Linked DNA regions of Homo sapiens: region 2 is linked to region 1. Evidence: read pairs that join two places in POLR2A ChIA-PET (ENCODE). Cell type or tissue: MCF 10A. All regions are shown on one strand. Links, peaks and the distances in the headings refer to the core of each region. The heading gives the core; the rest is flanking DNA. Region 1 overlaps ZNF277 (zinc finger protein 277). Region 2 overlaps ZNF277 (zinc finger protein 277).

Evidence for each region. ChIA-PET counts read pairs that join two places held together with the same protein. Peaks named below come from ENCODE experiments on the same cell type or tissue, not always from the same donor. Only the 100,000 strongest peaks of a DNase experiment are listed, where the experiment ranks them.
Region 2: POLR2A ChIA-PET joins it to region 1 with 5 read pairs; 2 of 35 experiments call an interaction of 5 or more read pairs at or near these places.

The regions. Positions count from the first base shown.
Region 1 is chr7:112,294,578-112,298,978 of GRCh38, reverse strand. It overlaps ZNF277 (zinc finger protein 277), which reads right to left. Exons shown (of 12, transcript NM_021994.3): 3 at 3,022-3,110; 4 at 2,668-2,750. Among named protein-coding and RNA genes, the nearest start is that of ZNF277-AS1, 54 kb to the left of the region's middle. In MCF 10A, for the core only: no CTCF peak of the experiment used is centred there; no DNase peak of the experiment used is centred there.
Region 2 is chr7:112,237,191-112,241,591 of GRCh38, reverse strand. The region is part of intron 1 of ZNF277 (zinc finger protein 277); the gene reads right to left. Among named protein-coding and RNA genes, the nearest start is that of ZNF277, 33 kb to the right of the region's middle. In MCF 10A, for the core only: no CTCF peak of the experiment used is centred there; DNase peaks (open chromatin) are centred at 2,221 and 2,521.

The sequences.
Region 1 (4,401 bases), core at 93-4,092:
CATGAGCACCCAGGACAGAGAGATTCCCAGAGCCTAGAATAGTAGTACCAGACACATGAGAGGCCAAATAATGACTACGCTGGCATGGCATGGCTTAAAAGGCATGTACCTGGAATGTTTGGTTTGAAACTCTAGCTCTGCACCTCATTCACTATGTGTTCCTGGGCAAATTAAGCTTCCTAGGCCACATTTTACTCATAAATAGAACGGCATTTAATAGCCACCTCACAGGGTGCTATGAAGCAAGAACCAAATACAAGGCATGGCTTATGGATGGTCATCAGTCATTGTTAGCTTACTTCCAATCCCCAAGTTGGTCTAGTCTTTCTCAGGCTTTGACAGCTTGAAATGGATTTATACGCAGCTACATTTACTCTTTTCTTCATGTCACTGATGGACAATGAGGGCACATTAATGGGTCTTTATTACTACAAAGTCAAGTTTCTGGCACTGAAGGATTTCCACAATTTAGCTCCATTTTACCTCTTCAAATTTATCTCATACTCCTCCCCATAAAAATTTTTCTATCTAAGCCGGAGTAGACTTTTACTCGATTTTCCTGAATACACCTTGAACATTTAGATGCATATGTATCTTTCTTCCCTTCCCTACAACTCTCTTAACTATCCAAATCCTTCTCATTGTTAAGACACAGCATTATTACTGTTATTTTTATTGGCTAATATTTATTAAGTGCCTTCTATGTGCCAGGTAGTGTTCTAAGTATATTACATGTCACTTAATCTTCATAAGCCCTGCAAGATATTTTATCATTATCTCTATTACCAAGATAAGAATACATATTTATCTTTCTTCTCTAAGTAGACCGTACACTCTTGTATGATATGGATTATGCCTTGTACTCTTGTACTTCTTTGTATAGGCATCTACTTAAGCAGAAATTCAACGAGCATGTATGGATTGATTGCCTTTTCATTCTTCTTTTGTTTCTGTAAGCTGGCATAATGCTCACTTCCATTAAATGTATCACTATCAAACTGTAAAGTAAAAAAGGTAACTTAAATGCAGTATATGTAGGTATTTTTAGAGACCTGAGTCCATCTGCAGACACATCGTACAGATTCTGCATGCTAAAGAACAAGAATGGCTGAAGTAGTAGGGTTTGAGTTCTTATAAATAAATCCTTAGGACTACTAGGATCATGACATCTTTTGATCATTCTTAAGGCCACTGTTAGCAACAGTGAGAAAATTCATGTAAATTGGAAATTATGAATAAGTGCACGCAAATAACATCCATAAGACATGATAGTAAATTTAGCCTTGTTTTGCAGATTTCATAAGACACTGCTATAAGGAGAGAAGAGAAACTCAGGAAGTCCTATTTCTTTACTGCAGTTGTTGTACAGGAAAACTTTTCTTAGATATAAATCAACATCCAATGGTATCACCTTCCCCTACTGGAAGAAATAATCATTTGGGATGTCTACAAAATAAAATATGCTTCCAGGGACTTTCTTAAATTATATGACTATGGTAAATAGCATTTATTTTTCTCCTTGATCTCTTGAGGATATAGCACAAATATTTAAATCATTTCTCTCTCTTATAACATATTTAGCTAAGTCCAAAGATAAAAGAAAGACTTACAAGAAATCACTAAAGGAACAGCAAGTCAACTTCAAGTAATAGTCGAGATTAAATCACAAATAATGGGAACCCATGTACTTTTAAACAAAAGTAACAATTTAAAAAATTACTTTCTGATTAACTTACGAAAATAAAAATTTTCAGCCGGGTGCAGTGGCTCCCGCCTGTAATCTCAGCACTTTGGGAGACTGAGGTGGGCAGATCATGAGGTCAGGAGATCGAGACCATCCTTGCTAATACGGTGAAACCCCATCTCTACTAAAAATACAAAAAATTAGCCAGGTGTGGTGGCAGGTGCCTGTAGTCCCAGCTACTCGGGAGGCTGAGGCAGGAGAATGGTGTGAGCCCAGGAGGTGGAGCTTGCAGTGAGCTGAGATCACACCACTGCACTCCAGCCTGGGCAACAGAGCGAGACTCCATCTCAAAAAAAAAAAAAAAAAAAAAAAAAAAAAAAAATAAATAAATAAATAAATAAATAAAATAAAAATAAGAAAATAAAATAAAATAAAAATTTTCATGCTTGTATGTGCTGTTATCTTTTTTAAAGGCTAAAGATGCTGAGGTTTTCAAATTAGCTTGCTTATGGTTAAGCCTGAAAACCAGAAAGGCTACTATGTAGATTAAACCATATGCTTAATTCATAAAGGGAAATAAAAAAAATGCTAGTGCATAGCACATTCCAGTAAAGGGGAGAAAAAAAGGTTAATCAATTCAACTCAATTTTAGCTGAGGGCATTTTTCCATGACTACTGAACCCTAGCATGTGTCAGGCAGCTAAAATTACACTAAAATGTGTAAGTTCTGTTGTTATTTTAGAGATAATCCAGGAAGCAAAACAAAGCCAAAAATTCTCTCTGCATTTTTAACATAAAACGCTTTAATTTTCAGTCAAGTGTATACTTTTTTTTTGTTTTAAGACCTTTTTGTATTGTCTCCTCTTTTACATATGTTTGAAAGTTTCCATAACAAAAAGTAAAAAAAAAAAAAACCAATATGATTTTATATGTATTTATATGTATTTTCAAGACACTATTCACCCTTTAAAAACAATTCTTACCAGTCTCTGTTTCTGAAGCTCTTCTCTAAGAATTCTATCTTCTGGTAAAACGTCACATAACAAAAAATAATTCTCTTGTTCTTCTGTTGAGAGATTAGGAAAACAAATAAGAAAACAGATATTAACCATTTTTTCCCCAGAAGGACTTATTTCTTAAAAAATACAGATGTGTGTGTCTATTAGGATCTCTTTGGCATAGAACTGTTTTAGCTTTATTCAAGTTAGGCAAAATAAACACATCAATTTAATTTTATCTATCATGAAAGTAAAAGTAATTCTAATATAAGACAGTAAGATTATTCCTTTGAATTTTTATACTGTAGGGAAAAGATGGTAGCCAAGATGTACACTTACCAAATGGAGCAGTGGAATTAATTCTTATTACACTACAAAAATCTGTGATGGGCTGTTCAGTGAACCTTTTCCTCCAATATAAAATGTACCTTAGAACAACATAAAATAAGGAACGATGAGAAGATTCAATATACTATTTGCTTTAGAATGACAGGAATCTATAAGCACATTCACTCATCCCAAAGCAACAAATCAAATGTTAACTTAAAACTGCTTTTCTAGCAGTTTTTTGTGAATACAAAGGCAGTGGAGCATTATAGAAGTATCAAATAAAGATTTAATAAAAAGGAATTACCATGTAAGGGCATGAAAATGACTAAACTCTACTATCCCCAAATTCAATAAACAGACATATAGGAAAGTTAAAATGAATTATTTTTATGTGATAATGAATTTTTCTGAAATAACACCTAAGTTTATGTGTCTTTAAAATACAATAACGATTAAATAGGCTATGACACACTCTGCAGTAAAGAGAAAACTAAGTGGTTATCTTATGTATCAAAAGAACAGAGGTCAGAAGAATAATGCAATGAGAAATCAGTCTAAATTCAATATCAATATAACAAGACAGAAAAATTCCATATGTCTACACTGAGTCTGAAATGAGGCAAATTTAGACTTTGGAAAAATAGCCTAACTTACAATTCTTGTATCTAATGAGCAGAGTTAGAAGCAACACACCAGCTAAATTAAAAACCAAAGCCTAACACCCAGACCTACATATGTGATGAAAGAGGGAGTAAGATGACAGGATTTAACAAGTGGTTTATCTTTCCATTTATCTAACAAGATTTATATTGGCAACTGCAATCTCATTTATTGAATGGTACCAAGAAGAGAGTGTTATCTTCATAGAGAGAGGAAAAGGAAAGCTTGATTCTATAGCTCCCAATTTATCAGGCCACACAACTGAGGGACAAAACAAGTAACTTACACCAAAGAACCAAAAAAAGAAATGGGACTTATTGAAATAGATGAAGAATATAGAAAGAGTAGAAATTTGGACATTTTAAATGGCTTGACTTAGCACATCTAGGAATGTTTTGGATATATTAGGTCCACAGTAAATGTTTTAAAGAAGTAGAGAATTTGAAGATTCCTGTAAAGTTCTCTAAGTAGTCCCCAATTCCCAATATTTTGTCTCCTTTTTATTATTAATTTTTTTCTTAACATTAATTTTCCAATACCATGGTGCTCTATGGAAAGGGCATTTGTGTATTAGAAGTCTGTGCTGGAGAGAGGTCTGGGAGAAAGAGATAAACATGACACGAGCTGACATCAAATAAAAATACACTGAATGAATATAGAATATGTAAGAAAAAGAAGCCAATGAATAGTGTATAAAAATAGAATCCCATGTTTAAGTTTTTCTTCTCC
Region 2 (4,401 bases), core at 317-4,316, 58 kb after region 1:
TTCCAAATCTTGGCTATTGTCAACAGTGCTGCAACAAACATGGAAGTGCAGATTATCTCTTTGATATACTGATTTCCTTTATTTTGGGTATACACCTAGGAGCAGGATTGCTGGATTGCACATTTTTAGTTTTTTGAGCAACCTCCAAACTGTTTTCCATAGTGGTTGCACTAATTTATGTTCCCACAGTGTACGAGAGCTCCCCTTTCTCCACATCCTTGCCAGGATTTGTTATTGCTTGTCTTTTGCATGAAAGCCATTTTAACTGAGGTGAGATAATATCTTATTGTAGTTTTGATTTGCACTTCTCTGATGATCAGTTATGTTGAGTACCTTTTCATATACCTGGTTCAGCATTTGTTTGTCTTCTTTTGAGAAATGTCTCCTTAGGTCTTTTGCTCATTTTTTAAATGAGATTATTAGATTTTTTTTTTTCCAATAGAGTTGTTTGAACTCCTTGTATATTCTGGTCGTAAATCCCTTTTCAGACGATAGTTTGCAAATACGTTCTCCGATACTGTGGGTTTTCTCCTGACTTTGTTGATTGTTTCCTTCACTGTACAGAAGGTTTTTAATTTGATATGATCCCATCTGTCCATTTTTGCTTTGGTTGCCTGAGCTTTTGGGATATACTAAAAAAATCTTTGCCCAGACCAATGCTCTAGAGAGTTTCCCCAATGTTTTCTTCTAGAAGGTTTACAGTTTGAGGTCTTAGATTTAAGTCTTTAATCCATTTTGATTTGATTTTTATATATGGTAAGAGACAAGGGTCTAGTTTCATGCTTCTGCATATGGATATCGTTTTCCCAGAATCATTTGTTGAAGAAACTGTCCTTTCTACAATGTATGTTTTTGGCATCTTTGTCAAAAATGAGTTCACTGTAAATGTATGGATTTATTTCTGGATTCTCTATTCTGTTCCATTCTATTTATGGGTTCTCTATTCTGTTTCATTCTGTTTTTATGCCAGTACCATACTGTTTTGGTTATCATAGCTCAGTAGCATTTGTTTTTGTTTTCTTAAAAATTTTTTTGTGGGTACATAGTATGTGTATATATTTTTGGGGTACATACTTTGATACAGGCATGCAATGTGTAATGGTGACATCAGGGCAAATGGGATATCCAACACCTCAAGCATTTATCTTTTCTTTGTGTTACAAACAATCCAATTATATCTTTTAGTTATTTTAAAATGTACAATTATTGTTGACTGTATCACTCAGTTGTGCTATCAAATACTACATCTTATTCAATCTTACTATATTTTTGTATCCATTAACCACCCCTTTGCTGTGTAAAAGCTTTTTTAACTTGATGTAACACTGGAGTACAGAAATCTCTTTGATATCCCGTCATTTTATTATTTGTTTTCTGATTGTTTTGTAGTCTTCCCTTCCTTCTTTCCTTTCTTCTAGTCTTCGTGTTCATAAAGGTGATTTTCCCTGGTGGTACATTTTAATTTCTGGCATTTCAATTTTTATCTGTTGTAGGCTTTTTGATTTGAGATTATCATGAGGCTTGCAAATAACGTCTTCTAACCCATTATTTTAAACTGATAAGCTAACACTGTGGTTGTATAAACACACTAACAAAGAAGCAAAGAGAAAACCAATAAAACTCTACACTGTAAACCAATAAAACTCTTCCCATTTTTAAACATTTTGCTGTTTCTATTTAGATCTTATTATACTGTCTGTCTATGTCTTAAAAGTGGTTGTAGTACTTATTTTTGATTGGTTCATCTTTTAGTCCCTCTACTCAAAATACTCAAAATATGAGTAGTTTACATACCATGATTATGGTTTTATACTATTCTGTACTTGTCTGTGTACTTACTATTACCAATGAGTTTTGCATCTTCAGATGATTTCTTATAGTTCATTAACATCCTTTTCTTTCAGACTGAATAACTCCCTTTAGCATGTCTTGTAGGACAGGTCTGGTGTTGACAAAAATCTCTTGGCTTTTGTTTGCCTAATCCAGAATTCTCTGGATTAACAGGCAGAGTCTCTTGTTCTCTTTCCTTACCTTTCCTCAAACAAACAGAATCTCTCTCTCCATGCTGAGCTGTCTGGAATTGGGGGGAAAGGGGTCACAAACACTCCTGTGGTCACCACCACTGGGACTGTGCTGAGTCAGACCTGAAGCCGGAGCAGTACTGGGTCTCACCAGAGGCCTGTGGCAACTATTGCCTGGCTACCACTGAGCCCTAGGGCTCCTTAGTCAGCAGTAATAAATCCAGCTAGACGTGTGTCCTTCCCTTCAGGGCGAGGGGGTTTTCTTCTGGCCAAGGGTGGGTCTAGAAATACTGTCCAGGAGCTAGGGCTTAGAACTGGAAACTTTAGGAATCTACTGGTGCTTTCTTTTCCTGTGGCTGAGCTGGTACCCAAGTTGCAAGAGAAAGTCTTTTTACTCTTCCCTCTCCTTTCCTCAAGAAGGAGTCTTTCTCTGTGGACACCATAGCTGGGAATGTGCTGGGTCACACCTGATGCCAGCACAGTACTGGGTCTCATCCAAGGTTCATTGGTGAGTAGTGCCTGGCTATTGCTGATGTTTATTCAAGGCTCCAGGGTTCTTTAGTCATTAGGTGATGAATCCTGCTTAGACTGGGTTGTTTCCTTCAGGCAGTGGGTACCCTTCTGGTCCAGGATGTGTCTAAAAATGTCATCCGGATGAGGTCGGGCACGTTCAGGGCGGTACGCGCCAAAATCTCAGAAACCACCACTAAATAACTTATTCATGTAACCTAACACCACCCGCTCTCTAAAAATCTATTGAAATAAAAAAAAAATTAAGTAAAAAATATCATCCAGGAGCCAGGGCCTGGAATGGGGGCTTTAGGACTCAGCATGGTGCTTTATTTTACTGTGGCTGAGCTGTATCCAAATTGCAAAACAAAGTCTTCTTCACTCTCCCATTCTTCTCTCCTCAGACCAAGGATGGAGTCTCTGCGGGAGCTGCAAACTGTGATGCATAGGGTTGGGGTGGGGTGACGCGAACACCTCCCTGGCCACCACAGGTGGTGTCTCAGTGGGTCACATGTACCTCAAGTCCACTGGCTCCAAGCCCAGCACAGCACAAGGATTTGTCCAGGAATCACACTACTTGTGGCCTAGACTGCCTTTCTGATTTCTTTAGGACCTCAAAGCACTGTAGCCTTGCTGGTGGGGCTAGCTGGAACTCAGGTTCCAAAGGCTGGAATGGATGGTTCCCCCTAGCTATAGGGCTGGTCTAAATGTTCCTTCCATGGGTGCTGGCTGAATTCTGCCCTGTGTTGCTTTCCACTGTGACAGGGCAGCACAGAGCTCCAATGCAATGCCCCACAATTACTGCGCTCTCCCTCCCCTAAGCACTCTCTGCGCTAAGCTGCCACTGCTGAGAGATGGGGAGAGACAGATTAGACAATTCAAGACTGTCTTTCCTATTCTATTCAGTGCCTTTTTCGTTGATGTGATGTTAAAACCAGGTACTGTGATTTGCTCACCTAACTTCTGGTTCTTATGAAGGTGCTTTCTTGTGTGGATAGTTGTTCAATTTGGTGTTTGTATAGGTGGGGATGATTGCTGGAGGGGTCTATTCATCCATCTTCCTCAGCCTCCTCTGCAGGTGGTGTTAATTTATTTATTTTTCATGTGCTGTTGGATTCTGTTTCATAGTATTTTGTTGAAGATTTCTGCATCTATCTTCATCAAAGATATTGGTCTATAGTTTTCTTTTTTTGTTGTGTCCTTGCCTGGTTTTGACATCAGGGTGTTACTGGCTTTGCAGAATACGTTAGGGAGGATTCCCTCCTCCTTGTCTTTTTGTAACAGTTTTGGTAAGCCAGGTACCAGTTCTTCTTTGTATATCTGGTGGAATTTAGCTGGAAACCATATGGTCCTGGGCTTTTTTTGTTGCTTTTGGGAGATTTTTATTACTGTTCTGGATTTCTATTTCTTCCTGGTTCAATCTTGGGAGGTTGTATGTTTTTAGAAATGTATCCATTTCCTCTAGGTTTTCTAGTTTGTGAGCATAGTGTTGTTTAGTCTCTGATGATCTTTTGTATTTCTGTGGTATCAGCTGTAATTTCTCCTGTTTCATTTCTGATTGTTTATTTGAATTTCTCTCTTCTTGGTTAGCCTATTGAGCAGTCTATGAATTTTCTTTATCTTTTTTTAACAGAACTTTTTGTTTCATTGATTTTTTTTGTTTGTTTCAATTTATTTTAGTTCTGTACTGACTTGTTACTTCTTTTCTTCTGCTAGCTTTGGGTTCAGTTTATTCTTGTTTTTGTGGTTCCTTTAAGTGCAACATTAGGTTATTAATTTGTGATCTATTCTTTTGATGTAGGCATTTAATGCTATAAACTTTCTTCTTAGCGCTGCTTTTGCTCTGTCCCAGAGGTTTTGGTATGTTGTG